Linked DNA regions of Mus musculus: regions 1, 2 and 3 are each linked to region 4. A link is a loop called in an ENCODE intact Hi-C map of the cell type or tissue named here. Cell type or tissue: left cerebral cortex. All regions are shown on one strand. Region 1 has its middle 120 kb from the start of Gm22789. Region 2 has its middle 6.6 kb from the start of Cobl. Region 3 has its middle 97 kb from the start of Gm22156. Region 4 has its middle 49 kb from the start of Gm22789.

Region 1 (8,000 bases), 69 kb before region 4:
CTTACAGAAGCAAGACATTAGCTTACAGTTTTAGGTATAGTCCACTAAGACATGAAAGTCAAGAGAGTAGAAACTTGAAGCAGCTGGTCACATCATGTCCACTATAAGAAACAGAGGTGGAAATGTACATTGTTGCTCAGCTTGCTTTCTCCATTCACCTAAATAGTCAAGGACCCCCTATCTACAGAATAGTTCTACCCACAGTCAAGATTGGCCTTCCCAAACCAATGCATCAAAATAATCCCTCTGCAGACATACTCAGAAGCCCATTTCCCCAGTGATTGCAGATTCTGACAAGCTGACAATTAATGCTAATTATCTCAATCAGTAATTCATTTTCTTCTAATTACCAAGGCTTGATGGAGCTCTTTCCTATCAGTCAGTCCCATGCATTCTGGATGGTTCTTTATGTATAGTCCTCTGACCATTCTAAAATGCTCACCAAGTCCATCCAAAGAAAAAACGACAAAGATTTTTTCTTTTATTTTCAGTTATTTTAAATTTAGTTTTTAACATTGTAAATTTTGTTTTATTACACCAGATTTTTTCTCATAATTTTTATTAGTTATGCAAATAATCACACTCCACAGTATAAATTCTTCTAAGATGTAGTTATTTCTTTACTGAATTCTATACTCTACCCAACAGGAGTTTTCATTTAAGACGGAGAGAAGATCTATATTTTTTTTTCTTTTTTTATTGGATATTTTCTTTATTTACATTTCAAATGCTACCCTCTTTCCTAGTTTCCTCTCCGATAATTCCCCATACCCTCCCCGCTCCTCCTGCTCCCCAACCCACCCACTCCCATTTCCTGACCCTGACATTCCCCTATACTGGGGCATAGAATCTTTGCAAGACCAAGTAGATACTCACAGTCATCCATTAGACAGAGCACAGGTTCACTAATAAATGAGCTAGAGAAAGTACCCAAGAATGTAATGGAGTCTGCAGCCCTATAGGAGGAACAACAATATGAATTAACCAGTATCTGCAGAACTCCCTGGGACTAAACCACTAATCAAAGAAAACACATGGTGGGACTGGTGTCTCTAGCTGCATAGGTAGCAGAGTATGGCCTAGTTGGCTATCAATGAGAACAAAGCTTTCTTTCTATACCCAACTGAAATACTTTTTAAATTATCAATACATAATGCGTTTTTAAAATAGCTCCACACATCCCACACTGAGGAAGATAAAACAGGCCTGTGAATCTCCACTGGCAAGCTTAGAAATCCCCAACATTGCCTCTGGTCCCCAGAACTTTCCTCTGATTTCCATGGGTATTCTGTACTCCAAACACAAGAGCGGATGAAGAAAAGTGGAAGAAGCAGAACTCAAGATCACTATACCACAGGCTACTGTCCTGCCTCTACAAGACGGCATCAAATTCTACCGCCCTGTCATCATGCCTCTAAGAAGAAGGCAAAGCCCATTTCCTATTCCATGCAGTGTTTGCATAATACCAATTGCCCATGACCCATCACATGTGTCCAGTTCTTTGTCCTAGTTCTCATACAGCACAATAAATATATCACCCCATTATTACCAACTTAAAGCCTATTTCATTGTCATCATCCATTTGGGACTTAATGGTGTTTACTTAAGCTTTCACAGAGTTCTTTGTGACATGAAGCTGGACTCAGCCTAGCAACTGTAGCTAACAGACTCAGAGCCTAACTGTGCCAATGCAAAAATCAGTGGCTTACAATATCTCTGGACATCAGAGAGGTGTGCACTCTGAAACATCCAAAGGGTCTAAGAAAAGAAAATAAATGGTTAGCTACCAAGATAGACAAAGAAAATAACAAGCAACATTCTGCGAGTCTCATGCTTCTTAGCAGCCTTTAGTGAGACGGAGGGAAAGAGATGGTGATGTGGCCATTTGTCAGCTCATGCTGTGGGAGTTGATGTCAGGACAGATGCATTAGCACTTGGTAATAGCCTCCCACAAGGACTTAGTATGACTCAAAGATGCCTAAGCAGGGCTGCTGGGTATAACCAATATGCTCAACCTAGCCAATTCAATGATCACAAAAACCACAAAAGCCTTTCAGCCACTGTGAGATGGCCACTCCCCGGTTGTCCTCAGCAAACATAGGTATGCATGAGGTTCCTAGAATATTTACTTTTACTTAAGAAGGAATTTAAATTGGTTTCTTCTTGTCCAACTGTTGTTTCTTTTTTGCTTTCTGGTAACCTTTCTAAAGGCAAAATGGAAGGACACCTTCCCTAGTAGTGGCCACACCCTAACAGTGTGTATGCAAATGTTAGAAAAGTGTTGCCTGAGTCATCTGCATGCCTGGACCCCCCACTAGGTCAGTAGGATCTTTCTAGTAAACCACACATCATGAGCTTTTTCAGGTTACTCATGTTACAATTCAGTTATTTTTTTGTTCTTTTCCTTGTCCTGCCCAATTTCAAGAAAAATACTATGCCTTTAAAGTCAAGGTAAGTTTAGCTCTCACTAGGTCAAGATGATGTTTGATTTTCAAAGTTCTTATGGGAAAGTTATTGCCCAGAAAAGAAGTACTTCCAGGAGCAGAGTTTGTGTACACAGTGTGGCTAGATCTTGATGTGAACTGTCAATTGCTTGGAACACCTACCCAAACTCCACCCCCATCCCAGAACAAAGAGACACTCCCCAAGAGAGGAGGAGGCTGACATGGTGGCTGGACTGTCTCCTCCCAGTCTGGTTCCTTTGTTGGGATCCTTGATGTAATTGTTAAAGTTGGATCTACTGTGGCCACTACTGACTCAGCTAGAACAGAGCTAGGCAGCTCAGAGTGAGCTCGGGTTCACTAACTCCACCCTGGCTTTTGTTTCAGCTCCTTGATGAAGCACAGACTGGGAAAGTAACAGCACTTTCCCAACCCACGCGCTTCTCTCTCATTCCACATCAGATTCCACTTCACAATTCTCTTCTCTGCCAGGCTGTGCCTGCTTTCTCCCACACCCAGAACTCCTGTAGTGTCTGGCAGAGCTCTAATACTGAGAGATAAGAATCAGCCCTGACTCTGGGAAGGTGGGAAAACCATAAAGATTTCAGGGAGGGAAAATCTATTGGATCCCTTTTTGAGTTAAAGCAGGAGTTACCAGCAGGGAGCAAAACAAGACCGTACTGCCACCTACAGGCCAAACTCCCTAAAGACAGGCACCCAGGTGACCAAGAAAGCCTTGTTGCTTTCATGTCTGCGTCTTCTGTGAGAATCATCAACCCAGGAGTATAGTGTCCTGGAGAGTGGCCAGGAATGAACTCCTGCTCTTAAGATTCTGAACTACCATGAAAAGTGAAAAACGTGTGTGCAAAATACAAGTCACTGCGTAGGACAGGGAAGGGGGAAGCCTGAGGGAGAAGACGAGGAACCTCGAGCCTGTCTGGAAAGGGTCCTCACATGCATGTTATGTAAGTGCTTAAAAATGATTAAGGGCTAGGGAACCATACTCGATAGCCTGACTTACTGCAAGTAAACAAAGACAATTAAAATTATCTATGGCTTTATATTCTTCTGCAGTGCTTGAAAGTGCGGCAATTGAGCCTTCTATAAAGTATAGGCACAGAATACTTTATATGATGGATGAAGCCACTTAGCTGCCTTAAACCCAGAGAAGCTCACCATACATCAGCGCAGCTACCCCCAGCCCCCGTGCATAACAAGGGTTTGTGGTTTCCCTAGTCCTCCAGAAGTAAAAGGGGCAGTTTAACAGTACTTCCCTAGACCCTACTACAGTGCTCTATTCCCTCTTCAGCCCCTGTCCCACACAGTGCAGCCAGTTTTCTGTGGTCCAGTCAAATCAACAACATTGGTTTTGTCTATGAGTCAGCATTCTGAGATTTACTGAAGTGACAGCGAATCCCTGATACATTTGATGATCTTGGAATGGCTGAAGGGTGAGATGGACCTTCTCCTCAATCATATCCCAGTGGTTATTATGGTTATTTCTAATTAAGTCAGCCAAAGCTGTTGCTAGGAACATCTATCTATGATCTCTCCTGTGGCCTGAGGCTCTTCAAATAAATCACAATGGGGTTGTCAGCTTGACAGACTGAATATCCAAAGAGGGCCAGACATACAGAAAAAAACATACAAAAGAAGAAGATACCACATGTGCATGGCCACGTGTGCAAACACACATGCAGAGTGGAGGAGAAGAGACTGACACAAAATGGAGACAGAGACGGAGAGAACAAGAATACAAACCAGGTGAAACCTAGGCCCTCCCTCGACCCAATTTTGGAGGACACTTCTGGGTCTCAAGCCCACTCAGGCGCATCAGGTCTTTGTCTTAAGAAGCAAAAGGAAAGTTTTTGGAAGAACATATGACCCCAAAGTGTTTCCTTAGCCACTTTAGAAAAGCAGCATTTGTATACTGTGCCATCTGAGTGATCAATTTCAATTACAACTGCTAAGTGGATTTTGGTAGTATCCAGTGGAAAGAATGTAGAAATGTAGTTTTCTCAGCTAGAGAGAACAAATGAAAAATAATAACTATTCTGTAAAGAAAAAAATCCATGGTTCTATTTCAGTGATTTTTCAGAAACAATCCACTCTCGGTGTCTATTAGCTGATTCTATACTGTGCTTAATTCATGCTGAATCTTACATTCAACTTCCTTTTCTGAGGTATTCCAAATCTATGTCACTTCCTCCAATCACTACTATCCTATGAAAATAGATGCAATGAGCACTCTTAAAAGATTTCTGGGGAAAATATCTAGCTTCCAGATTATGTGCAAATCAGGCTCAATAAAATCTGCTGACTATTCCAGATCCACTATTTTAAAACAGTGCTCAAATTTTACAAGCCAATTCTTGTCATGATTGCCCCTCAATTATACACACAACCTCAGAGAGACAGTAGAGATATTACTTTGTTTCCTTGCAACCCAAGCTACACTTTAAGGATCAATTCCTCCCAGTCCTAGGCCTTCCCTACCTGCTACTTTTCAACACCAGTTAAGTACCAAGTTACTACAAAGTTAAAATGTTCTCAATTTCCTTTTGCATTTGTGTCACATGGTACAAAATTAAAAATAGTCATGAAAAGAAGCAGTGGACTTTAAATTCCACATCTGTCCTTCAGCCCCAACCACTCACAAACGTCATTAGTAATGTGCAAATGAAGAAACTCAGCTCCCTTACCTACCCTCTGGTCCCATTGTCATTATTTTAACAGCAAATCTTTCATACCTTTTTTTTTTTTTTTTTTGCAAGTGTTTGAACAGTTTCTGTATTTCCTTTAATGGCTGCTTGGTATATCACTGTATGGATAAGGTCAGCCTCATACATTCTGGGCATCTTGTTTGTCGATCCCTAGATCTACAGCCACAACTTTTCCATGTACATTTCCATCTTATCAGTATGACTTCAGTAAGGGCAGAGGCAAGAGGCAGGTCTCAAAAGATGTGCTGCTTTGCCCTCGCTGTATAGTGGGTCCATGCTCCTGTAGCTGCCCTGTACACAAGGAATCAATGTCATGGATGCAGATGGAAACTCAACTCTAATTTTCAGGGTTGTGAAAACCTGTCAGAGATTCCTGGCTCTCTTCAAGAAGAGCTTTTCGTCATTTTAAGTGGCTGAGGAGCTATCGATTTTTTGGTGATCCATTTGTAGAGAAGCTCTGTTACAGGTACTAATTCAGGCTTCACAGGCATGTGTTTTGAGTGCCACAGCCCTGTTTTCTGCCATGAGGAAGGGTCTGGGCTCACTAAGAACTACAGGCTCCATACTATTGTGTGTGTTTCTTATACTAGAAAGGCACAGGAAGGTGAGAACCATATTATCTTATTATCTCTAAATAAACTGCAAACATAAAGTTCACAGTGTCCCTGGGTTAGAATGAAGGCTGGGATAGGAAGTAACCGACTTTTCACTAAGCCTTCTCTGGTACAAATTACATCTTGACTGCCCTGAATTCGAAACAAGATGAGATTCGAGATTCATGATGAAATGAATCTACACTGCATCTTTCTGAGGTAGGAATTATGAAGAGTATGTCCACTTTGCCTTCCACATTGACAGCTGATTCAGTCAGCTGTATATTAGATACAGATTCCAAGATACTGTCTACGGCCACCCAATTATAAGTTGCTTTGAGGACTTTAAAGCTCACAAAGGCTGTTGGTTTGTTGAACACAGATTTTAAAAGCATATGTTTGAACCTGTGGCCTAGCTAGCAATACCCAGCTCACATGAGGCCTCCAGCCCCCAGGAAAACTAAAGACATACACTACACAGGTAAGCCATAAAGGATGGGCAATAAGAGGAGTCTGTCTCCTCCTCTTTTGTGTTTCTCAGGACTCTTCAGTTAGTGGGAACCTTCAGATGTATCTGGGAATGAACTGAGCTATATGAGCCTTCAATACAAATGAGTGGCCTCTGCTTGAGCTATGAGCCTTCGATGCAAATGAGTGGCCTTGGCAAGTTGAATACATGAAGAACACAGTGATCTCTTGGTTTCTTACATAGAGACAACTGCACTTATCTGTCAAAGCTGCTTTAAGAATCAAGATGATGGAAGTGAAGGGCCTGGCTCTATGACTACCATAACAACATCAGGAAATATATCTCATCTCTTTCCACTCACTCATCCCTAGCAACTGTCAGCCTGCTTCACATCTCTCCTCAGTCCCAAAAATGCCTACCGGCTACCAAGGGCAACTGTCGGATGGCCTGAGAAGACTTTGCTCATCATAAAGGAATATGTCTGAAGAGGAGAAAGCCACACAAGCTGGACTTTCTGCCTTGAGTACCTCACATCCCCACTTCCTAGGCAAAAAGTTTCTTAACACATTCTTGCTTGAACTGTGGGAAGCATGGGAGTGCCTAGTGACATTTGAAAGGTCCAGTAAACAGTTTTTCTACGCTGCCTGGTCAAGCAGAAACTATATTTTATTATTTGACAGAAAGCACTGACATTCTGCTTCATTTTAGGGAAAACACTGGCCACACCACAGACATTAGTTCAGACCAGTTTTGCAAAACCCAGCTAGGTAAGGGGATTACTGTAGGACCTTCAGTGGGCAAGTTAATTATGCCTCTATTTATACCTAGGTTGAACCCAATTTTCTCCCCCTGCCAGAAAACCTGCTTTCTGAGTAAGGTCTTCCCCTTTTTTCTAGAGAATAAATTTTTTAAAAAATCATGTGATAGCATTGCAAGCTACATTGGCTTGAGAGCTGGAGGAGATGGTTATAAGGGAAACCTAAGGTTCCTGTGTGTTGTAAGAGCTGATATGTGTCATGTTGAGAGATCCAGGTACATGTGGTTACCTGTGAGTCCATTAAATACTACCTGGTTTCCTGTGGCTCACAAGGTCCTAAGCATACTGCAAAAAAAAGAAGGATGGATTCCTGGCTGTCATTCTCTCTCCTTGAGCTGATACCATACACTCTACTCACATTTGCCTTCACTTTTCTCACCTACATGATACTTTTCTTAGTGTCAGGAATCTTCCCTGTTTAACTCAAATTCTCTAAGAAGCACCTCAGACAAATGGGCCCACGATTTGGAAAGGCTCTCCTAAGTAGATTTCTCTTATGTTATTTCCAACCTAACTCTTCTAGGAATTTCAACTCTGTCCCTGATCTCTGAGTAGCTTTGGATATGAATGCACCTAGAGAGAATGGCAGCAACATGGAATAGGTGGAAGATATTTTCTACAGCTCAACAAAATTGTAATTGTACCTACCCTTCAGGTATATCCAACCGGCTAAGGTAACCATGCATCTCTCCTGCCCACTCATTCCACTGGCTGTCCATTCAAAGGTGTCCAGGCAGTGTCACTGCAGACGATGAAAAAGTTACACACACCATGCTTCTCTGTGAAGCAAGCAGGAAATGTTAGTATCAAAATTAAGTTTTTTTCTCTGGTTGGAGAAATGGCTCAGCACTTGAGAACATTGTCTGCTCTTCTAGAGGACCTAAATTTGATTCCCAGCACCCACATGATGGCCTAAAACAGTCTGTACCTCTAGTCCCAGGGCATCTGGAACCCTCT
Region 2 (8,000 bases), 270 kb after region 4:
CAACTACTTCTGAAGTTTAGCATGCTGATATTGGCATGCCCTCCATGAGAACTCTGTTTTAATGAGTGGGACAAAGGAAAACATTGGATTAGAAGTTGAGTATAATGGGCTGTGACATTTCTAGAACTGAGACTTTAGTGTGTATTTTCATTTTTAAAAATCCCAGAAGATGTAGTTAAGACAGATAGTGTGATTTCACCAGGCAGGGGTGAGATGCACACCAGGAAGCCCTCAGCTATTGAGACATACCATCCGCTCCAGATATTTCAGACGTGGCATTTCTGACTTAGCCAGCATAAGCTGCTTTTATAGTAGGAAGCAAAACAAAACAAAAACAAAGCAAAAACAAAACAAAACAACAAACAAACAAAAACCCCTTCCAGTTCTGTTTGTTGTTTGTGTGTGAATGTCTGCCAACTCCACAGAGAACTTTTTGAGGGAAGGCATGCAGACATGGTAAGATCTCCTTCCCCTGAGTTTTGTTTTGAGGGAGGCTGGATCCTCCATCACCACTTCTGTCATTAGGTATCTGAGATTCTTGAAGGTCTTTACAAATATCACTTGAGAAAATGTTTGTTATTACAGACAAGGTTCTCTTGGTTTCCCTAGTCAATGAGTTCAAATATTGCCTGACTAGCATAACAAAGAGCATGCCCTGTCGAGATTCTACTTTTTAAAAAAATTCCAAAGCACTCATAGCTCTGAAACTTCCCCCCAAGATGTTCTTTCCATACTTCACAGATCAGTGCTCCTGCCACAAGTGTGGTTTCCCAAGATCCTCCCCTTTCAGTCTATCCCTGCTCTGCTGCCTCTGATGAAACCCTCTGCTGGGGATTCCTTCCATGACTTCATGGTACTATGATGTAGCTCAGATGCTGATCTGCCCCACTCCTGTTGGAACTAGGGAAGACTAGAGCACATCCCAAAGTATGTGACAGAGTGCGAGGTTTCACATCCCTTCCCCCAGCACAACCCACCCTGCCTTGAAACTAAGAGCATCAACTGTCCTTGACCTTCCTTGTTCTTCTTCTCCTTCAACCCCAAGGATAAACTTTTTATAGTAAGTTCCTCAGCTTCTCATGACATGTATGTCTTGACAACCCAACTCCCCGTTTTGCCTGGCATGCTTGGTCCAGCCTGAGGCCAAAGTATACATGTTGTCCGTGAGCCCTGTTAAATATTAAATACTTGGAATGCAGGATTTCAGAAATGACGCTCTCCTCTTTCTTCTTCATAAAAATGTAGAGTTTTGGGTTTACTGAAAAGATGACAGTTTTCATTCAGGTTAGGTTCTCATAGTTTGGTACAAAACACTACTAATATTCAAAACAATAAATAAAATTCAGAAATGGAGTTCCTTTCACCAGTCCCTTCATTCTTGATCAAGTTAGGCAATAGTTTGTGGCAGTGAGGCAATTGTATAAGAGGGAACACTGGTAAATCTAGTTTTGGTTTTCAGGATAACTTTAAAGTGGAGAACTAAATCATTATGGAGGGCTACTTTTATATGTTGAGTACTGAGATTTGCTTTCTGCTAACGTTTAACCAGATGATTTCTCTGAGGCAAATAGTTTACAGAGACAGATCACACACAGGCCCAGGTCAGAAAGTCCTCTTTAGTCAGAACTGCTTGGATGCCTTTTCTGTGCAGGCTCATATTTCCGGAAAACCCTGCAAGGAATCTTACACGCAGTTGCATAATCCTCATGTGGGTTGAGGGTGGAGGTATAATGTTATATAAGTTCACCCTGACTGCACATCAAGGCAGAGCAGCCAGGAGATGCTTCCCTCAACAAGAAGCAGAGCTCCCAGAATGAGCTCATCCATAGAAAAATGGTGACAGCTGGTGGCTTAAATAAAGCTTCGTGACAATGTGGCAGGAGAGCCAACCTACACATTCTCTCCATTTGCTGTTTGTCAGTGAGCACAGCACACACTTTCCGACAAATCCTAAGTGTCAGTGCTACTTCTGTGTTGAATCATCGTCTGAAGAGCTGGGCAGCAGGGATACATGAGAGCAATTGTGCTTTCGGGATGGTGAAGAGCCTAGTGTGAAGGGTAAGATGCCAGGGAACAAGCCCTTGCTTTGTGCAAACAGGTGTAACTTTGTAAGGCTCCCCAATTTTGGATTTTTCTCACCTGTAAAATCTTAACAACAATAGTATCTGTATTTTGTGTTGATTTTATTCAAAGGTACGCTGAGGATAGACCCCAGATGAGCACACTATCATTGAGCTATTATTATTCAAGCCCTTTCCGTTGCTTTAAAAAACTAAGTCATTACGATTTTCTAAGAGGTTTATCATGGTGTCTAATCATTGTATTTTGATTTTGTTTTGCTTTTTGCAGTGCTAGATGCTGAATCTCACCCACATGCTGGACCCCACAAATGTCCACTGCCAGCCCCTCTAGCCACTGCTTTTAAGTGTTAACTTTTGTTATGTATGATTCAATAAATTTGGGTGTAGTGTCCATTGGGTAAATTAAGTTATTATAATTATTACTCAAGGAGAGGAAGAGACAAAAATGTGTATACCGTTTGATTGCTGGGGATGTTTCAAAGAAAACAAGGCTAAGCAGAAAGATAGATTCAGCTCACTCTTGTGATTTTGAAATAGGGTAAGATAGGAACTTCTCTCAGAAGCTTCAGTCAGAACATCCGGAAGTAATCACAGCCTACCTAATTCTGTTACGGTGCAACTAGATCTCTCTTGGTTCCTATTCTGCCCAGCTTTGTAAGTTTGGAATAGATTGGCCCAACCCCCTGTCGGTATCCCTGATTGTAAGACTCCTATGAATTAGAACATCTCCTGGTGTGTCTTCCTCAATTGCCAATGCTATTTTATAGACCTCATGTCTTGGACTAGCATATGAGGACAACTCAAATGCACTCAGGGAGCAATAGATGAAGCTGCAACCCATTGTTTTAAGCATTTTGAAGCAAAAGCAGGATAAAGAACCAGAAACTCTAAAAGTGGATACCTTGACTTCTCCAATTCCCCTGTGCAGAGTTCTCGTGTCAAGTTACAGCTTTGGAGAAATACTACTATATATGATCAACTTCATGTAGACAATGGTTTCTTAGATATAATACCCAAGTTAAGCGACCAAAGAAGCATATATTAATTAAATCTCATCAAAAGCGTGCTTCAAAGGACAAGAATGTCAAATGAAAAGCCTGTGGATGGGAGATAATTGTTCAAGGTACATATGGATCATAAGGGGCTTGTATGAAGAATGTGTAATGAAGTCTTATACGAGTGACCTAATTTAAAAATGAGTAAGAACATTTGAATTATACATCTCAAAAGAGATATATAAACAGACAATAAGCACATTGTGAGGCTCCACATTATTCATCACAATGTAAGGTAATATAAAAATGCCAAAAGATACCACTTTGTACATATTAAGATATCTCTAATCAATAACTGTCAGCAAGCAATGTCCAGGGTATGAAGAACTAGAATCCACATCCGCTGCTGGATGGTTTGTAAACTAGTGGAAAACAGCTTTGTACTTCTTCAACAGAACCCTGGAAGGAAAAGCATGGGATAACCTATTGATCTGACAATGCTTCTTAGGTATATACCCAAAGACACCCCAAAATATACATCCACACAGAATTTTTGTAATATGTAGCCATGGCAGGGGCATTCATAATGTCAAAAAGTAGAAATCCCCTCAATGTTTATCAATTGATCAACAGTTAAACTCTGTGTGGTTTGTCCATGTGATACTGTTTGAGTGTTTAAAGATCAGGTAACAACACACATGCGCTATAGTGTGAATAAACTTTGATGATATTATCGATATTATCCTAAGGAAAAGAATCCAGTCATGAAAGACTGTGTTGTAAAGTTCTATTGTCCAGAATAGGTGAATTCATAAGGTAGATTAATGGCCCCAATAAGGAATGTCAGTAGATACAGGGTTAATTTGGGGGAGGGGACTACAATGTACTGAGATTAGATGGTGATGGTTGTTATACAAGTCAGTGTACATACAAACCCTACTAAACTGAATTTTTTATTTCTTTTTTCTTTGTATGTATGTATGTATGTATGTATGTATGTATGTGTGTGAGTGTGTGTGTGTGTGTGCATCTGGAGGCCAGAGGTCAACTTTTTATGTCATCCTGTAGTTGTCCTTCACTATATTTTCTTGAGAAAAGACCTTTCATTTGGCCTGGAACTGGCTGGCTGGCAAACTTCAGAGATTCGTTTCTATTCTCTAGCACTGGGATTCTAAGTATGTCTATGCTGGCATTTTTCCTCCTCTTCCTCCTCCTCTTCTTCTTTTGCCTAGATCCTAAATATCAAGCCCAGGTTTTCATGTTTGCTGAGCTGCCTCACCAGTCTAGATTCATTAAAAAGGTTTGCTTTTGTAGAAAAGGAACTATATTTTCAATAAAAGAAGAGCAATCTGTACAAACATTTGACCCATCATCATTAAATAATGATACCATGTAAAATATTTCTATTTCAACAACCTGATTCTGCTCTGTTTACTATATGACTCAGCCCCAGAGGTTTTTGTGGTGGAAGCCTTGTCCCTAATGTACAAGTGTTGACATACTGGGATCTTTAAAAGTTGATTAGCCCATGGATTACTGTTCTTAGAAGGGATTCATGTAGTTCTTTTAGAACCAAGTTTATCTTAGCTAGAGCACGTTATTGTAAAAGAATAAGTCTGGTCCCTCCCTTCATTCATTCCTCTCCTCCATCTCTCTGCTCCTTTGTAATGGAACAGCATCCAGCATGTTGTGACATGGCCAGGAGATGCTCTTCGTATTAGGCAATATAATCTTGAAATTTTAGCCTCCAAAGCTGTGAGATAAGCAAACCTCTGGTTTTTTATACATTACCAAGTATCAACTAACGTTATGAAGCAAACAAAACAGGCTAAGACAGGCTGTGCTAGCTGGCCCATGAGTTGCTGTAACAGAATGCATGACAGAACGGAATGTAAGAGAAGGAGGATTTCTTTTGCTCATCGTCTGAGGTATGTCATTTCTTTTTGGTGGACAGGCCATGGTGGAACAGCACAAATCCCACCATAGCAGCTAAAAAATAGAGATAGAGAATGTCTACTCTTAGCTTGTTTCTCCTTTCTGGAAATTTATTTCATTTAGAGAGACAGTGAACTCAAAATAGATTCTCCATTCTTAACTAACTACCCTTCTCTGGAAAAGTCCACATAGACACACCCAGAGATGCCATGACCCAACCTCAGCATGGAGAGGGGTTCTGAGAGAAGGGGTGTCTGGGAGTGGTGAAAAGAAATGACCAGAAGTAAAATTGTGGATCCAAGTTGAAGACTTGTGTTCTGCTTGATCCAGCTTTTCCAGTCTACTTCTCTCTATGCTTTGCTTTCTCTCTGGAGATTTCTCTGTCCATGTTCTGCTTGCTTGCTATTCTAAGAGATCTCATTGTCCAGGTCTTGCTAGCTTGTGAGTGTGTGCACTCCTGTGTGTGTGTGTGTGTGTGTGTGTGTGTGTGTGTGTGTGTGTGTGTGTGCGCCTGTGTCTGTCTCTCTGCTCTCCAAGCAGTTCTCTTTAATCCTAAAAAATTCTCTGGATAGCTCATCTCTTGCAGAACTTGGGTCCTGTCTCTTATTTTACATATGAAACCCATCATTTACTCCAGGTTTCCTTTAAATTATCTTGTGAATCAGCATCAGGGTCCCTTGACCCCAGCTCTTTGATTCTCAAGAGAGAGCAAGCATACATTTCTTTTTAAACAGTGTAAAAGAATTCAGTGATCTGTCTGCTTTTGTTAAACACAATTGGTAAGGTAGTTGGTTGGGACCCTGCCCTGAAATTATCATTTCTACCACACTCGGAAAGTAACCTTGCTCTGTCCTAAGCTGACCTTGAACTCAGGAATCTGCCTGCCTTTGTATCTTTCTGACAAGCTAGCCCATAGTGTACATGCTTTTGTTCCTTCAGATTCATGAAGCCCCTCATAATTCATATTGCATCTTTATATTTTGCATAGTTAAGAAATTATATACTTTTAAAGTCATGTATTTAGAGCTCTTTCCCATAGCCCTAAGGGCTGTCCTAAAGGTCCCAGCATTTACCATTTTACAGACATGGCATATCTCAACTGGTCTCGTACTGTTTCTAATTCTCATGGAGTCATTAATTTAACAGGGAGGACATTCCTTGGAGGAAAGTGAAAATATGTACATTATTATACAAACAAACCTTATTCCCACAGCAGTCATTGATACTCATGGAGTCTCAGCCCCAGGGCCCTATCCTTGGGGCAGGGACTATGTCACTTTGTCAGGTTTGGCAGTGTTTCCTAGGCACTTCTTAATCCAATCAAGTTGACAGTCAAAGTTAACCATTGAAGATACCAACCTAAAGAGAAAGTGATTCAATTCTTGCCTTGAAGCAAAGTTGAGAGTGGAACAGCAAAGTGGATGGCAAGACACAAGGCCACCCAGGCTTCCCTCAGAAGACCTTGGGCCTAAATATAATGTCTTTTTGTTGTAGCCTCCAGCTGGATTCCACAAGCTGCACTGAGATGCCAAGCAGTTTCAACTGTAAGACTCACACTTTGCCCAGGAAAGTGGTTTCTAAGACTTCAAGTACCCAAGCACGATGGCTGGAGAAGACTTTGGATCTGAAGTTACTTCTTTAGCTTCATTCACATACAGAGAACCTCATCCCTGCTCTGGAGCAATGTTTACTGCCAATAACCTTCTGGCCACTGTCCAGCTCTGCCTGAATGCCAGAGCAAAATGGCCCGGGTGTGGCTTCTGTTTATGTTATAGAAGTTCAAAGAGAACTCTGGTCACACATTTTTGAAGGGAACAATATACCTAAAGAAAATGCCAACTAATGTGTGCAATTAGAGTTAAAATGGTTGATTACTTAATGAGTGCCAGGTGCCACCTTAGGCACTCAATATGTCATATCTTATTTAATCTTTACCTAGACGTGTAAAGTAGATGTTCTTTATTCTTTCTCCTGGGAGCTGACTTATTATTATTAACAACCTGCTTATTTGTAGTAGTGGGTCAATTCTTAAAACAATTTTATATATATATATATATATATATATATGGTTTTTCAAGACAGGGTTTCTCTGTATAGCCCTGGCTATACATCCATACACACACACACAAACACACACACACACACACACACACACACACACACACACACACACATATATATATATATTGGTTTTTTTTCAAGACAGGGTTTCTCTGGCTGTCCTGGAACTCACTCTGTAGACCAGGCTGGCCTCGAACTCAGAAATCCGCCTGCCTCTGCCTCCCAAGTGCTGGGATTAAAGGCGTGTGCCACCACACCCGGCAACAATTATAATTTTTAATGGTTTGTTTTCTATATCTATGCTAGTCTCTTCAGACTGCCATAACAAAAATACCTTGGAATGGACAGCTTGAAAGATGGAAATTCATTTTTAGAGCCCTTGAGGCTGAAGCAGACAAGACTGTTAGGCTGTCGGGCTTGGGTTATGGTGAGAGGCTGCTCCCTGTGTTGTACACAGCCACCCTTCACTGAGTACTCACACAGCCTTTCTTGTGCATATTCAGAGCATGCTGACATTTCTCCTATTCTTACAGGACTTCTACCATGTGAGATTAGAGATTGAACAATCTGTCCTTGCTTCATCTTACCTCCCCAGAACCTCTCTCCAAATCCTGTATACTATAGACCAGGACTTATTTATTATTTTTTTAAAAAGCCACAAATTCAGTCTGTACAATAAACAACCACTTTGGAGTCACAATTTACACCAATCATGTTTTTATTTTTTTATTTTTTTAGCAATTTACATGTGTTTTAATCACAGTCGTTTGGCCAGAAGAGTAGTGAGAGCTATGTCAAGGCTGGTAGGCAGCCTCACTTGTGTGAGTAAGGGCCCATGCATAATTTGGTATGCTTTATGTTTTTATTTTTAAAGGATTCCTAAAGTCATGTGAGGTTAAGACCCCACAAAACCTGAATTTGTTCAGAC
Region 3 (8,000 bases), 160 kb after region 4:
GAAACATACCATCTTTTTTTTCCCATTTTTATTAGGTATTTAGCTCATTTACATTTCCAATGCTATACCAAAAGTCCCCCATACCCCCCCCACTCCCCTACCCACCCACTCCCCCTTTTTGGCCCTGGAATTCCCCTGTACTGGGGCATATAAAGTTTGCAAGTTCAATGGGCCTCTCTTTCCAGTGATGGCCGACTAGGCCATCTTTTGATACGTATGCAGCTAGAGACAAGAGCTCCGGGGTACTGCTTAGTTCATATTGTTGTTCCACCTATAGGGTTGCAGTTCCCTTTAGTTCCTTGGGTGCTTTCTCTAGTTCCTCCATTGGGGGCCCTGTGGTCCATTCAATAGCTGACTGTGAGCATCCACTTCTGTGTTTGCTAGGCCCTGGCATAGTCTCACAAGATTCCCCTTCTCCGGTCCCTTGTCATTGCAGATATAGCCTTTGAAATAAGCAATTTTTCTATAATACCCAAATTACAGGCTGATAGACCAAAGAGTCTTAGGGACTTTGACATCTATCTGAAATGGGTTCATTTGATTTCCCATGTGTATATGCCTATTAATGTGTTGTTCTAGAAACAAATGTTGCTCGATTACTGAAAAAAAAATATTCCAGGTACTAGCCAGTACATTTTCCAATCCTGAAAAAAATTAGTCAATTCTGCCACAAGGCAAAGAGCCAGGGGCAAGAGGTTGTTACAGCTTTCAATGCTAAGATGTCCTCATGAATGCTCAAGTCCTCAAAACTTTTTAGGAAGACTCCCATCTGCTGCCCTGTGGTACTGAGAAAGTTAGATTAGCTTTCTCAGCCTATTTCCCCATCAGCAAAGTGAAGCTATTAACACATTGCAGGGACTGCTGTGAAAATGTAATGAGATAACATTGTATGTGAGTCACCTCTTCCCCAGGTCAAGGCCACCATGGCTTGATACATGGTAGGTTCTTGGCCTTCCCCAGAGAGGTGCTTTCCTGATTACCGATCCTCACCACCTATATTCTCCACGCTGCTGTGCTTTGCAATTTCCAGCAGTTTTAGCAGCGTGACCCTCCAGCCCGGAGATAAGATGCCATGGAATTGCCTCTGCTACTGTGACTGTGGTCCCAATTTGATATATTACTAAGGAAGTCAGCTGCTTTGTCAGTGTTAGTAATTCCATCCTATGCACGTCTTCATTATGTCCCACAGCTATGAATGCCATCCTCCCTTGCCTAGCTGTGAGACCATAATACAAAGCAGTGCAGGACACTGAAGTAAGCTAGCTCTGCAGCTCGCCGGCCACTTGCTAGTCATTCCCTTCAGCCACACGAGAATGATTTCATCCTAGATAGCTGGCCCTCAGCTCTTGCATGAGCAGGTGCCTTTCCATAGACTACACCTGGCTAAAGCTATGCTGGGAAGGTACAGTTCTGATCTCCCATGCACAGGCCTTGGGAAAGCTAAGAGGAAATGGATTATCATAGCACCCAACCCAGTCTCTTGTTAGCAGAGACTCACATTCAGTTTCCTTTAAGTGTTGCTGCTGGATAGAAACATGTGAAGAGCCCTTCCTCTATAGAACCCTGGCTCTCAACTTGTGGGTGCCCAGCTTTAACAGCAACATCACGTCATCTGAAAACACCAAGTCCTGGGTTCTGCCTAGACGTTCTGATTCAGAAATGCTGGAAATCCTCCAAGGCTCACACCCAAGGAAAATGCTTCTAAGGTATCTTCTAATATGATATTCTGGTCTGCTTGGTATCATCGTCATCATCACCATCATCACCACTACCACCACCATCATCATCATTCTCATTCTCTCTATCTCATCACTCTCTCTCTCTCGCTCTCTCTCGCGCTCTCTCTCTCTCTCTCTCTCTCTCTCTCTCTCTCACACACACACACACACACACACACACACACACACACACATCTCTCTCGGATTCTAATATTTATCTTGTTTAGGAGTCTTCCCAGCCATTATCTAGTTTGATTTGTTCAGTTTTGTGATATAGCCTGACTACACAGTCCAAGCTGCCTTAACCTCCTCGGTGCTAACATTAGAAAGGTATATAGTATCATATTAATTTAGTATGTGATTGAAGCTTTCCAGATGTCCTGTTAACCAGAAGGCAGAAGATCTTATAAGTCCTGTAAGCCCTGCTCATTACTATTCTTCCAAATTGAGCTCATGATTCCTTTCAATAGATCGTGGCTCTTTGGAGTCCATAGCATCTCTACCTGGAGACCCTCTAACTATGGCTTGAAGTCTACAGCTTCTCTAACTAGCGGGGTACCCTCAAAACTCAGGCCCAGTAAAGATAACTTGTATCATCTCAGAGACAATGACATCTCACCTAGATGGTGCAGTGTCCTTCCCAGGGCTGCTGATCACGAGTACCCACTTTATTCACTCACTAGTTCATGCACTGACTATGGAGTGCTTTCTGCACTTCAGGAATACAGCAGCCCAATTTAGACTTTCCACATTAACATCTTCATTAACGTGTTTTGGTTTTTGACAGGATCTTGCTATATAGCCCAGGCTGGCTTTGAACTTGTGATCCTCCTGCCTCTCTACTTCTCTAGTGTTAGAAATACAGGCATGGCTAAGCTTGAATTAGCATTTTGGTATATATTCTTCAGGTCAGTTTTAACCACGGTTTACTAGCCCCAAGGAATGACTATATACGGACACAGAGTCACAGTATTGTCTCATATTCTTAGTGTGGTCTACTGATTCCTACTGTGTTACTCTTTGTATTTACAGCAGATTGTTTTATGATTAACGTCTTTTGCAATCGGCTTATGAAACCCTTCTAAATTCCCTTAATGTGCAATCCTGATTTAACAAGTGTTTTGCCACTGTAATTGCATAATTATCACTTGAGACAATTTGAGTCTTTAAAGCGTGAGTTCTCTATCTTCTGTTCTGTTCTCATTCTAGCAGTCCAGGCTGCTTTGGATCCCTGCCCTCTTTACTTCATCCATTGTCTCTTGCTTTGTTCTCACCAGCACCTGACACAGTCAGAAGAAAAAATCCTCATGGCAGACTATCTCACAGTGGAAGAGCTGGCTGGTCCTGGTCAGCTTACAGAAACTCCCCAAGCCTGAGGAAGATGTGCTGAGATGTGTAACACAGCAGCAGCTTTGTAACTGGCCACAGGCTTCCTGCACACATCCCTGAGTCCTGCAGAAGCACATACTTCAATGTCTGGCTAAGAGGATGAATGAAGTCACCTGCCATGTGCTGACTGCGTTTCTTAACTGTTACGCCACGCACATTGCCTCCCAGCAGACAAACACAGCATCCTTCTGCTATGTTCTGCTTGCTCACCAGGGTCATGTGCAAAGGCCACATACCCACATCTGAGAAGCTGATATTTTGCATGCCCTAAGACCTAAGTATGGCCATTTCTAAGATATAGTATGACTAAACTTAAAACTTCATGTACACCTCAGCTCTCTGTTTCTATTTATTATTCTTGTTTCTATGTATGTGCCCCACCAAGATGTATATCATAGATACATAAATAGAAAGACATATAGAGAAATTCATTAGCACTGTTTGTAACAATTTCTTCAATAAATATGATAAAAGCAGGCTAGTACATACCGGTTATCCCAACACTAGCTCCAGATGATCAGGAGTTCAAAGCCATCCTGGGCTATAGAGCAAGACCCTGTCACAAACAAGCAAACACAAAAAGGTGAGCTTTGCATAGGCAGAGAGAAACCATGGAACAGGCAGGGACCTGCTTATTTCTCTCTGACAGTTGTCCACAGAACCGTGGCTCCCACCTTCCAACATATAACTGGTGCTTCTCCTTTGGTACAGGATAAAAGCAATCCATTATAAGACCCCACAGTCTGCAGTATAAGAGGCATGACTGATGCTGACATTTAGATCTGAAAGAATTCCTTCTTTGGGGCCAATATGAATGGATGTTGTGCAAAATAATAGATGCCTTTAGCCTACATTCATGTATTCATTGCAGATTTATTGATTTACGATCTTTCATTCCTTATCTGAAAATATTAAAACGAAAATAATAATACAGGGGATTTTCTTTCCTCTAGTGTCTGCATAATCCTCTACGTCTCCCTTTATGCACTGGAAGGCTTTAACCTGAAAGCTTATTTTTCAAATGAACTTGACCAGTCTTTTTTTTATTTAGGTTGTGACTTCTTTTTGTGCCTATGTTAATATTGTCCACACCCGTGCCAGATAGCAAGTGTGCTGGCTTATGATTAGAAGGTTTCAGGGGCTAATTCTGGATAAATAAAATAGCCTTTTCTTTTGAATGCATGTGGGTATTTTCCGTATATTATTTTAGTAAAATGCAAACTGTATAGATCTGAATATTCATTTTGCCTTTGTGTACTTTTTGATCTTAATTTAAGTGAATTCTCTTGGGGAATTGTCATTTTCCAAAACATCAATGCCGTCTCCTCTTTTTAATCCCCTTTCTCATCCATCTCCAGAGGTGTGAGATATAGACACGCAGACACTCATGCACATACACATACCCATATGTACACACAATAGTAGAAGTAGAAGAAGAATTGAGTGCCTCACTGAGTCAGACAAAAACAAAGAAGAATACAAGGGAGTTACTCTTAAAGGATTATCAGTGGCTATCATTTAGAGCCGTTAGTAGTTTTTTAGTCCTTAGAATAAGTAGAATTTGGTCAATGGCTACAAAATAATCACTGTCCTCCCAATGTTTACCGGGCCTGAAGCACCTCTAGGACCCCACTACCGTTTTCCAACATTCTGTTTCATTAGCAGCCTCCTGTGAAGATGCACCAAGCTAAGTGGCAGGAGAGCACGAGTGCTGGAACTACTTTTCCGTGATGGGGCTTCCCATCCGATGGTTTAGGAAAGGATATTTCTGTTGAACAAGTGATTAAGTATTTCCAACTGAAACATTTTTGAAAAAAACCTAAGCGTGATGTTTTTCATCTTAGCCTGCCTCGCTCGGTTTCTGTGGTTCAGCGGCGCCACCCAGTGGCTAAAGCATTTCCGCGTGGAAATTCTTCCCCTTGCCTTGTCAAATTGTTATCAAAAGCATCAAAGGGTGGGAGATGCCAGTTGAGAAGGAAGAGGCCATCTGCAGAACGCATGGCAATACACCTTGGTGGCTCAGAAGTTCAGACCTAATGCTACCTAGGTCACTCAGTAGCTTCCAGTCTCATCGCATTTGTCAGGGCTGTCTCAGTACCAAGTACTCAGTGACATTCAGTGAGAGCCACAGGGACAGGATCATCTGGATGACAGATCGGTCATTATCACACCACACCTCAGAGGTGACATCCTTCACTTTACACATGCAACAAAAACTAAGTAAAACTTCACAATGCTCACAGATCGGCAACAATGACTTTGTAGATTGAGGAAAATGTGAGCCATTCACCTCCTGGGTCATCATTCTCCAAATCGTCAGAACATGTGATGACCTAGCCCACACTCCATAGAGAGTGTATGTGGAAAAAGTAAGAATAAGAACACCTGGGAGGTAGAGGCAGAAAGAACTCAAAAAGCCTGACTGGGCTACATGATTATATATTGTCACACACACACACACACACACACACACACACACAGTAAAACTGTTTTTCATCTCTACATCATTTTTAAAATCTCTAATACTAAATTCTTAATTTTGAGAATTAGCAGAGTTCTGTATATAAAATTAATTGGAGATAAAATCAAGTGCTAGAAATAACTTCTTATGTTAAAATTAAAGTAGAGGCTGTGGATATGAAGCGAATTGAGAACTACTCTGGAGATTCACACAGACTGGGTCCTCCTTTGTGTTCTTTGTAGAGGAAAGCCAGTCCTTGGTCAGTGCCAGGGCTTAGACACTTGCTTTCCCAACAGTAGCTAGATTTACCCCACCACATTTCCCCATGATGCTCGAAATTTGTCTGGTTTCCTAATGCATAAAAGTAAGGGTTGCAGTGGCACCCAGACAACACGGATGTGAATGGAAGTTCTAGTGTTTATTATTTGCGTGTGTTGGTTGGCTTCCTTAGACATCATGTTTCCTGGTGGCTTTTGTATCGTGTAATTTTAACTATTAAAAAAAAAATCCGTGCTATGTCTGGCTACATATGGATAACAAAGGTCTCACCACCCCCATGGAGAGCCGCCGAGGTCTTCCCAGGTACCCAAGGTTAGCTGATGCTGAACCACTCTTATCTTCCCAGGCCCCATAAAATGAAAATTCCAGAGGCTTGTAATTTATCAGCCAGATTTATAACAGTAAATCTTCAACCCCCAAAATGCCCACACAAAGAACTCAAACTCAACTGGTATAAATACAAGCTGCACACCTAGATGGGGCAAATGTACCCTATGTTACTCTATTGTCCTTCTATGGTATCCAGAGCTACCTGTGACTGTTTCAGGCCATGTTGATTTGATTCATCTTTGTCCATCTTCTCTCTGTCCATCCTTCCCTGTCTCCTTTCCCTCTGTCTGTCTCTGTCTCCTCTCTCTCTCTCTCTCTCTCTCTCTCTCTCTCTCTCTCTCTCTCTCTCTCTCTTTCTCTCTCTCTCTCCCTCCCTCCCTCCTTCCTTTCCTTCCCTTCCTTCCTTCCTTCCTTCCTTCCTTCCTTCCTTCCTTCCTTCCTCCCTCTCTCTCTCCCTCTCTCTCTCTCTCTTTCCTCTCTAAAAGTTTCAGCTCTGCCCCCTCCTTCCACTGCCCAATCACAGGCTCTATTCTTATGTGATGAATTAAGATTTCACCTGACCCTCTAGGTCCATCCATTTGGCTAGGAATTTCATAAATTCATTCTTTTTAATAGCTGAGTAGTACTCCATTGTGTAGAGTGAGGTAACACATTCACAAAGGAACTCACACAATATGTACTCACTGATAAGTGGATATTAGCCCCAAACCTAGGATGCCCAAGATATAAGATACAATTTGCTAAACACATGAAACTCAAGAAGAATGAAGACTGAAGTGTGGACACTATGCCCCTCCTTAGAATTGGGAACAAAACACCCATGGAAGGAGTTACAAAGACAAAGTTTGGAGCTGAGATGAAAGGATGGACCATGTAGAGACTGCCATATCCAGGGATCCACCCCATAATCAGCATCCAAACGCTGACACCATTGCATATACTAGCAAGATTTTATTGAAAGGATCCAGATGTAGCTGTCTCTTGTGAGACTATGCCGGGGCCTAGCAAACACAGAAGTGGATGCTCACAGTCAGCTAATGGATGGATCACAGGGCTCCCAATGGAGGAGCTAGAGAAAGTACCCAAGGAGCTAAAGGGATCTGCAACCCTATAGGTGGAACAACATTATGAACTAACCAGTACCCCGGAGCTCTTGACTCTAGCTGCATATGTATCAAAAGATGGCCTAGTCGGCCATCACTGGAAAGAGAGGCCCATTGGACACGCAAACTTTATATGCCCCAGTACAGGGGAACGCCAGGGCCAAAAAGGGGGAGTGGGTGGGTAGGGGAGTGGGGGTGGGCGGGTATGGGGGACTTTTGGTATAGCAGTGGAAATGTAAATGAGCTAAATGCCTAATAAAAATGGAAAAAAAAAGATTTCACCTGACCTCACCTGAGTACAGGCACCCCTTTTGAGGGAGCAGAAAAAACAGACAGCAATTCACAACAGGCTTTAACTGTTTTACTGTGTGTGTGTGTGTGTGTGTGTGTGTGTGTGTGTGTGTGTGTGCCTGCCAAGTGTGCACATACACATTTGAATGCAGGCACGTACATACTATGATGCACAGGATGCCTAACAGGAGTCTGTTCCTCGTGCTGCCTTGTGAAATCCAAGGGTCAAACTCAGCTTGTCAGGTCTGTAAGCAAGTGCCTCTATCTGTTGAGGCATCTTGCAGACCCACAATTTCCTTTCACGAAGTGTGACACATTCTCATAATTCAGGAGACTTCTGAGGACTAGAGGACGAAACGTTACTTTTTTCCATCTTTATGACCTGCAGCAGAATTTTCATATGCCATAGAAAATGACTGCTAAACAAAA
Region 4 (8,000 bases):
ATCCTGTTACCATAAGGTTACACAACCTCGTGCAAGTAGTCTGAGGAAAGATTGAATACAATTTGACTTTATATAAGACCTGTTGGATTTTCTGATAGAGCCTTTGTCCTTTCTTAATATTTACAATGTGATTGCTAAGTATCTCAGAACCAAAGCCCAGCAACCATTCAAATTCAAGCCCCAAATTTTAGCTATTTCATATCATATTCATACACTCACTAGTTGAATATCTTAATTTACTCAAAAGAGTGATGTGCCTGGAACATTCTAAAACAACAAAATATATCAGAAATGGTTTCTGCCCATTAGTACATTTGCAAACTGCTAAAAAAAAAAAAAGGAAACTTTATACTTAATTAAAATTAAGACATGTCCATGTCTCTAGTCAAGAAGAGGAGCAGCTATGTATCAAAAGATGGCCTAGTCGGCCATCACTGGAAAGAGAGGCCCATTGGACACGCAAACTTTGTATGCCCCAGTACAGGGGAACGCCAGGGCCAAAAAGGGGGAGTGGGTGGGTAGGGGAGTGGGGGTGGGAGTGGGGGTGGGCGGGTATGGGGGACTTTTGGTATAGCATTGGAAATGTAAATGAGCTAAATACCTAATAAAAAATGGAAAAAAGAAAAAAGAAGAGGAGGAGCAAATGTGTCATGTGACAAAGGATATATTAACAGATAAATCATCTGAGTATAGCTGTGGTGGGTTCAGGTTAAGATAGTAAGGTGGGGTTGGTTAAGATCAGAACACAGAGGCAAAGACACAAATACCCACATGATCCAGACAGGATTCACAGAACCTGACAATATGTATGGTCTAATTCAAATGCTATATCTACTGTGGGAGTTGGGGTTCCATGTTGCTAACAAGGAAGTGTTTTGGTAACTATAATATAATTTACAAGAATCTGTCAAAGGTCAAGATTGTCAATATGAATAGACTTCTATGAGCACATGGCCTTAGGCCAGGAGGTATGGCAGGTATGTAGGGAAAACTCAAGGACAACATGGAAAATCTTAGGAAGTGCCCTGACCATGCCAACTAGCAGAAGCATGATGTTTCCATTTTCTCTCACTTCTGTCAGTGGAAAATTGTTGGGTCACCTTTACAAGGATAGAGTCAGTGCTACTCAGTACTCCCATTTAAAATAAGACACATAGAAACAGAGACATCTAAAGAAAATTAGTGCCTGAGCCTCCTTCAAAACTCAAAGTGCTTAGGACCAAGTTAGTACATTCCCAGTATTATAGTAGTTAAGTCAGCTTTATTTATGTATTGGGTTTGTTGGTTTTCTAGTTTCCATGCTTTTTGCTGTTCCATGTTACCCTGTTTTATGCTCAAGCAATGTGGAATTTGGAACTACTTCCAATGTTGGGCAGAAGATACACTTTGTGGTTTATGTCAAATGAGGGCATGGAAAACACACTTTGAGTGAAGAAACAGATTTAAGTGTGCATAACATTGACTGGGGAAATGGCTCAACAGAAAAAAGTACTTGCCTTGCAAAAATGGAGCCTTAAATTCAAGACCCAGAACCCATGATTTAAAAAATAAAAAAGTGTTATGTATATGTATAAGGAGAGGCTGTAGATCCTTTTTGAAAGTCTGGTAGAATTCTACTGTGAATCTATCTAGTCCTGGACTTTTTTAGTTTGAAGTCTTATCATTGTTTTAAATGTCCTTCTTTCCCATGAGTTTGGTTGTTGACTTCCATGGTTTAATTTTGCTACTTTAGCTGACTTACAAATTCATCCATATCTTTTATACTTTCAAACTAATAGAAATGTCTATTTAAGTGATTCTCATAAAATATTGTGAAATTCTTTGGTTTCTATTATAGTCATCCCCTCTTCATTTCTGATTTTCTTAATTTGGAATACATATGAATATATATGTATATTTATAATATATAAAATACTAGAGAAAGGGGGTATATTCAAAGATTTGGAGGAAAGAAAGGGAAGGGAAAATGGTTTGATTATGTTATAATCTCAAAAAATAAAAATTTAAAAAAAGCTTTAAGAAGACCGTGTAATGATGCAAGCTTTGAACACCAGCACTCAGAAGGCAGAGACAGGCTCATCTCTAAAGCTGTGTGACCAGCCAACTTAGGCTATTTTGTATTTGTATTTGTTTTTGTTTTTGTTTTTGTATTTATTTGTATTTGTATTTTCAGGAGACTTTATCCCCCCTTTCCCCCCAAAAAATGGAAGAAGTACGATAAGGAAGAGATTCAAAAGATGATTCAGTGGGTAAAAGGACTTGCCAAGACTGGTGACCTGATTTCAATCCCCAGAACATACATGAATTTATAAGGAGATAACTGATCCCACAAAGCTATCATCTGACCTCCATAATTGCACCATCACACACACACATACTCACACACACACACACACACACACACACCATAGCATGTGTGCCACATAAATACCATTCACTTGTACGTACAACAATAACAATAAAACTAATAATTTTTAAGTATATGGTTCCAGAGAATTGATATCTGAAGCTGTACTATAGCCTACATATATGCAGACACATACCCTCACACATGCACATGTACATATCCACTTATGTGCATGCATACACTCACACATGCACATGCAACACCTACACATGCATATGCATACCCCCACAAGCATGTATAAATAAAATTTAAACAATTTCAGAACATAAACTAAGGAATTAAGAGTGCCCCTTACTTGCAAAGCAATAATTACTGGTGAAATATCATCTTAGTTTAGTACCAAAAGCATTTTAACTTATTAGCACTATTACAGACACAACCAAGAATGTAGAAATTTGAATTGTTCTCATTTTCAGTTTGGTTTATACTATAGCATATATTGTCTGATTTTTTCAGAAGGAATCTGATTTTTGAGATCTGAGTTAAAATGAAATTGGTAGCCAGACTACTTTGGAAAAGAATCCTTTACACAGACTTCTCACGTTATAATCTAAGATGTCCAAAGCTCAAGCATTTCCCCCAGAGAACCTTGGAGGATAAAATATCAAGGGCTCACTCATTAAAAAGTAAAGCTCTGCCTGTATTTGGTCAATCTTGCCTACTTTGAGAATGCCAAGAATATAAAATCTACCATTGTTGATGTTTTAGTAACCTGGGAGTACAAATTTGATTATTAAGTTTAGACCTTTACATCAGAAAAAAAAAAAAAAAGTCAGGGTGCTGAACAAAAAAGAATGGCTACCTAGTTTAAAGGAAAGAACTGTCTGAATCCTGGTAAAACTACATCAAGCTCACCATTAGAATTGATCCCATAATATATCCCAAAATCTGAGTATAGGTCATGCCACTAATGATCACTTTAGGGTCTTGACAACTTGGTTATATGAGTAAGAATCTTGGACTCCTAATCCAGCACATTCCTCCTGCATTATATAACAGTGTATTAAATTAGGGGCAAGAGTTGAGACTGGGAAGAAAATTGGTAGGAACCACAGTGAACTATCATGGTAGTGATAATCCATATGTGTGTGAAATCTGCCACCTGGAAAAAGACCTATAGTCTCATGTGGGGCTAGCTGCAAATGAGTCTTATGTAATTTCTGCTCCATTATGCCCATGGCAAGAGCAGGACAAGGAACAAGAAAAAGTGGTTATTTTTAGTCCCAGTTTTCAGTTCAACCAGGGACTATCCCTCTCCAGACTCGGCAGATGGTGGACCAGACAGCTTTGTCTGATGACATAATTAGTTTTCAGCACCTCATTATCACCTCACAATGGAATCTAGAATAAAAGCTTAAAGTGCAGGATTTTAAAGGGCTTATTTGAATGCGGTAAAGTGAGTTCTTTAGGTTAATTCTCTCATCAGAAATGGATTTGTCTACTTAGGAGGCACTGGAATAGAATGGAGACTAAAGAGAAAACAGAATAAAGTCTCACGTCTCTCACATCAAAATATTGTTGAAACCATGATATGCATCCCTGATGAAACACTGTAAAGTCAGACATTTTGAAATACAAAGAAACTGAGGAAAAAGAGGACCTGAATTCTGGTTTCATGTCTTAAGCTAATTATATGAGTAGAGGCAAGGTGAAAGGTCTATTCCCTCATCAACAAGATGAAAAGTATGGAGACATAATGATGAGAATTAAACTCCCCTTCTAAGCCTGAAACTCTTTAATTTTAGTAACATTTAGATGAGGTCAACTCTGCAGCCTCTATGAGACATTTAGGAAAAATATAATTTTTCAGACAGTTATTTTGAAAATTGCTAAGCATTAGGAAGCGTTATTTTTAAACAGAGAATAAATTTTGTGGCAGGGCCATCTGTCTCCAGCAACAATATGCCACACACCCTGTGCCCAAATGCACTGGATGAGATGGTAAGGGCCTGGGCCAGATCAACAGAAAGTTGAGGCAAATGGAAGCTAAGTAACAGCCAAGCTTAAGATCTGCAAGACAGTATCATCAGGGAGGAGTATGGGTGTCTGGAGATTCCTAGGGCAAAGTGTTGAGCCTGCTTAAGCCTGTGAGAAGCTGGCACAGATGCCCTGTTCTCTGACTTCGATAAGTGACTCTCACAGAATGTTTGACAAATGTGCCATAAAAAACATAATACAGAGTACTGTTGCACATTGGAGAAAATGAATCCAAGAATCTTTTCCTGATGCCATCAAAATGTTTTCTGATATGGTAGAAAATCTAATAACACTTTTAAATAGCCAAAGTCTCTTGTCCCACTCGATCAACACTCTGAAATGCTTTACCCCAATAAGGTGTGCAAATGTTTCTACCTAGACTTCCACTACCTAACACTAGATGAAAGTCAAAAGTCTGTTATGCCATGTCAACAGCCACATTCACAAATGCTCAATATGTGTCTACCGAGCACTGTGCAGAATCTAGCAGATCTCATTGCTCCACAGAGGTCTACATTGGCCATCCTCAACTGTATGTAATTCCCTTTTGCTGTGATTTATAGTATATAACAAATATGAAACCATTTTTAATTCATTGTTATTATAAGAGGTCAATGATACTAGAAAGAAATGATTCAACCTATGTCATAACTTAACAATTTCTTTCAATTATCCTTGCAGGATGCCAAGGAGAATGTTACCACCAAAGCTTCAATATAGCTGTCTCTTGTGAGGCTATGAGAGTGCCTGGCAAATACAGAAGTGGATGCTCACAGTCATCTATTGGATGGAACACAGGACCTCTAATGGAGGAGCTAGAGAAATTACCAAAAGAGCTAAAGGGATCTGCAACCCTATAGGAGGAACAACAATATGAACTAACCAGTACCCCAACCCCCCAGAGCTTGTGTCTCCAGTTGCATATGTAGCAGAGGTTGGCCTAGTAGGCCACCAATGAGAGGAGAGGTCCTTGGTCTTCTGAAGATTATATGCCCCAGTACAGGGAAATTTCAGGGCCAGGAAGAGGGAGTGGGTGGGTTGGGGGTCGGGGAGGGGGAGGGAGGGTCTAAGGACTTTCAGGATAGCATTTGATATGTAAATGAAGAAAATATCTAATAAAAAATGAATAAACATTGAAAACCTCAGTTTAGATTTGTTGTGGATGGCCCTGGTGATGCCTGTATTTTGATGTTAATTCTGCTTTCCGGGGTGGGGTTGTTTGGAATGAGGACTGAGTCATAAATTCAGGTGACTTCTTGTAAACCTTCCCCTGAATAAATAAAGGGAAGAATCACTGGGCGAGTAGGCAGGACTTCTGGGTTAGACAGAGGAAGAGAAGAAGCAGAAGAGAGTTAGGGGCATTTTGGATGGGGATAGCGAGAGGGCAAGATGTAGCTACTAGTGTCTTCCAGTTTATATGGCAAATCTGCCAGGATTTGCCACCAGAGGATTCAGATTTAACATGGCTTACAAGATTAGGATTCTAGTTTTTGTGCCCAAAGATTGAGTTACCACTGTTTCTGAACTAAGTTTCTGTGTTTTCCTTCATGTGGTGTTTCGACTGGGCTCAAGAAAGGTATGGCAGCAAAGCATAAGCTTGCCAGATGTGTAGCACAAAGGCCATGGGGCTTTTGAAGCATGGGGCTGGCATGATAATGACTAGCCAGTGGGAACTTAGCGAGCTAGGAGGAGAGATTTTGGGGCTCTGAGTCACAAAGTTTCCATGACATAAGAACTTGCCAGGGAGACCTGCGGGGCTGAGAGTATCTGGGTGTAGCATGGGAACTTGCTATTCTTTTTTATTATTTCATGCAACATAGATTTAAGCATAATTTAAAAATGATATCTCATAAATTAAATGGACATTTTATTATCCAACATAAGTTTATTAATGTTTTTATTTGTGAGTTAACTAAAATTATGTGATATTATTAAAATTAAAATATCAAATTTACTCATATATTTTATGTGTTGATCATTCCATCTTAATTATAAATTAACTTACAATCTTATCATTTTATGATAGTAAAAAATTGACACATATCAGTGTCGGTTTACAAAATTTGATTTCAATTTTCAATCTTTCCCAGGCTAATATAGTAGAATGTTGTCTTGGATAAGATGGTATCTGGGAACCATAAGTAAGTTTCTGATTCTCTGCAGGTGGTATAATGCCAGCGGGAGAGCTCCTGCTTCACCTTAACACAGGTTATAGCCAGTATCTCTATTTCAAAAGACAACTTAAAAAGACATGACAAATTTATATGTTTAGAATTATACTGTGAATTGAATCCCTCAGCATGATGATTTCGAAGAATAAGGAAAAATGTGCTGTGTTTATGTTTTGTTGAAATGTGGACAGCCATGTGAAACAGGACTTAACAGCAACCTGGTGATCCAATAACAGGAAAGCAAGTGGCCTCTCCACTGTCCCATTTCTTTTTGGCTTTGTGCAGGACTTTGTAGAATAAGATTCTTGTTTACTTTATGGCCCACTCTCACACAGAACGCTGGGGGGAATAAGAGTCATGCTTATGTTTTCTTGTTATTTCTGTAGAAAAGAGGCTTTACTGTTTATGATCTGAGTGGGTAGCAGGAATTCCAGCTTCTATGACTTGTATGGGCAAATGGTGGGTTGAAAAGAAAGTCGAAGGAAAATATTGCATCTGAGACCTTCACTTCCTGGTATAACTTTCAGAGCTCAATAATACATAAATATGTTTTTTGTGTAAAATGGTTTCAACTTACAGTGTGTTGATAGGGATGTGTTCTTAAGTCAGAGAACAGTTGCCGGCATATGCAAGTACACATGCACACAAACCCAAGATACAGAGACACACACAGAGATACACATACATGTACACATACACAGAAACACACACACAAAGATCTTGAAATTGTGCCAAAACATCTCAGATGAAGAGTATTGGTTATCTATGATCTCATTTTCACTTTTCTAATATTCCCTTTTTCTTTATTTAAAGTATTTATTTCTTTAAGCAATTTTTTAAATGGCTTAAAAACCTTGTCAGCCCATGCCTGCCAGAAAACCAAGACTGACTCTCCCCCCCTCTCTCTCTTTCTGTCTCTCCCTCCTTCCCTCCTTCCCTCTCCTTCTGTCTCTCCCCCTCATTCTCACCCCTAGTGCTGTAACTGGACACCAGTTACAGCCTTCCCTCCCTATTGCCTGCATCTCCTATGAATTCCACAGACTATCTCTTTTTAACCTTCCTCTACACACTTCTGTATCATAACCCCTAACTCAATCAGGCATCCCCTTCTAAACCACAAGCCATGCCTGCTAGGAAAACAGATAGGCTGCCAGTGGACCTTTTGCTCCTTCTTGCTTCCTCAGACTTAGTTCCCCAGTCTTATCCCTAGTTATTCAACAGAACTCTGGCTTCATCTTTCCTTCATCCCTGCCCACATCTTCTGTAGATCCTATAAAGCATCTCCTTCTAACCTGCCTCCCCCAAATTGTTGCCTTGTTCCAGACCCCAACTCCATCAAGCACACCCTTCTAACCCAAGGACCACTCCTTCCAGGATAACAAGTAGACTGCAGACAGACTCACACCTCTCCTACTATTCATGAGATCCAAACACCCCCTACTCTT

Evidence for each region. Peaks named below come from ENCODE experiments on the same cell type or tissue, not always from the same donor. Only the 100,000 strongest peaks of a DNase experiment are listed, where the experiment ranks them.
Region 1: a loop joins it to region 4, with 2.8 times the contacts of the local background. A loop is called at or near these places in 2 of 42 quality-filtered maps.
Region 2: a loop joins it to region 4, with 8 times the contacts of the local background. A loop is called at or near these places in 2 of 42 quality-filtered maps.
Region 3: a loop joins it to region 4, with 14 times the contacts of the local background. A loop is called at or near these places in 2 of 42 quality-filtered maps.

What each region holds. Positions count from the first base shown.
Region 1 is chr11:12,806,515-12,814,514 of GRCm38, reverse strand. No RefSeq gene overlaps it. Among named protein-coding and RNA genes, the nearest start is that of Gm22789, 120 kb to the right of the region's middle. In left cerebral cortex, a CTCF peak has its summit at 3,140 (motif pointing left); DNase peaks (open chromatin) are centred at 2,991 and 3,697; H3K27ac peaks cover 367 bases.
Region 2 is chr11:12,467,585-12,475,584 of GRCm38, reverse strand. No RefSeq gene overlaps it. Among named protein-coding and RNA genes, the nearest start is that of Cobl, 6.6 kb to the right of the region's middle. In left cerebral cortex, no CTCF peak of the experiment used is centred here; DNase peaks (open chromatin) are centred at 160, 1,797, 2,697 and 4,266; H3K27ac peaks cover 2,701 bases.
Region 3 is chr11:12,576,362-12,584,361 of GRCm38, reverse strand. No RefSeq gene overlaps it. Among named protein-coding and RNA genes, the nearest start is that of Gm22156, 97 kb to the left of the region's middle. In left cerebral cortex, a CTCF peak has its summit at 4,999 (motif pointing left); DNase peaks (open chromatin) are centred at 3,002 and 4,995.
Region 4 is chr11:12,738,006-12,746,005 of GRCm38, reverse strand. No RefSeq gene overlaps it. Among named protein-coding and RNA genes, the nearest start is that of Gm22789, 49 kb to the right of the region's middle. In left cerebral cortex, no CTCF peak of the experiment used is centred here; DNase peaks (open chromatin) are centred at 1,403, 3,660 and 4,394; H3K27ac peaks cover 1,786 bases.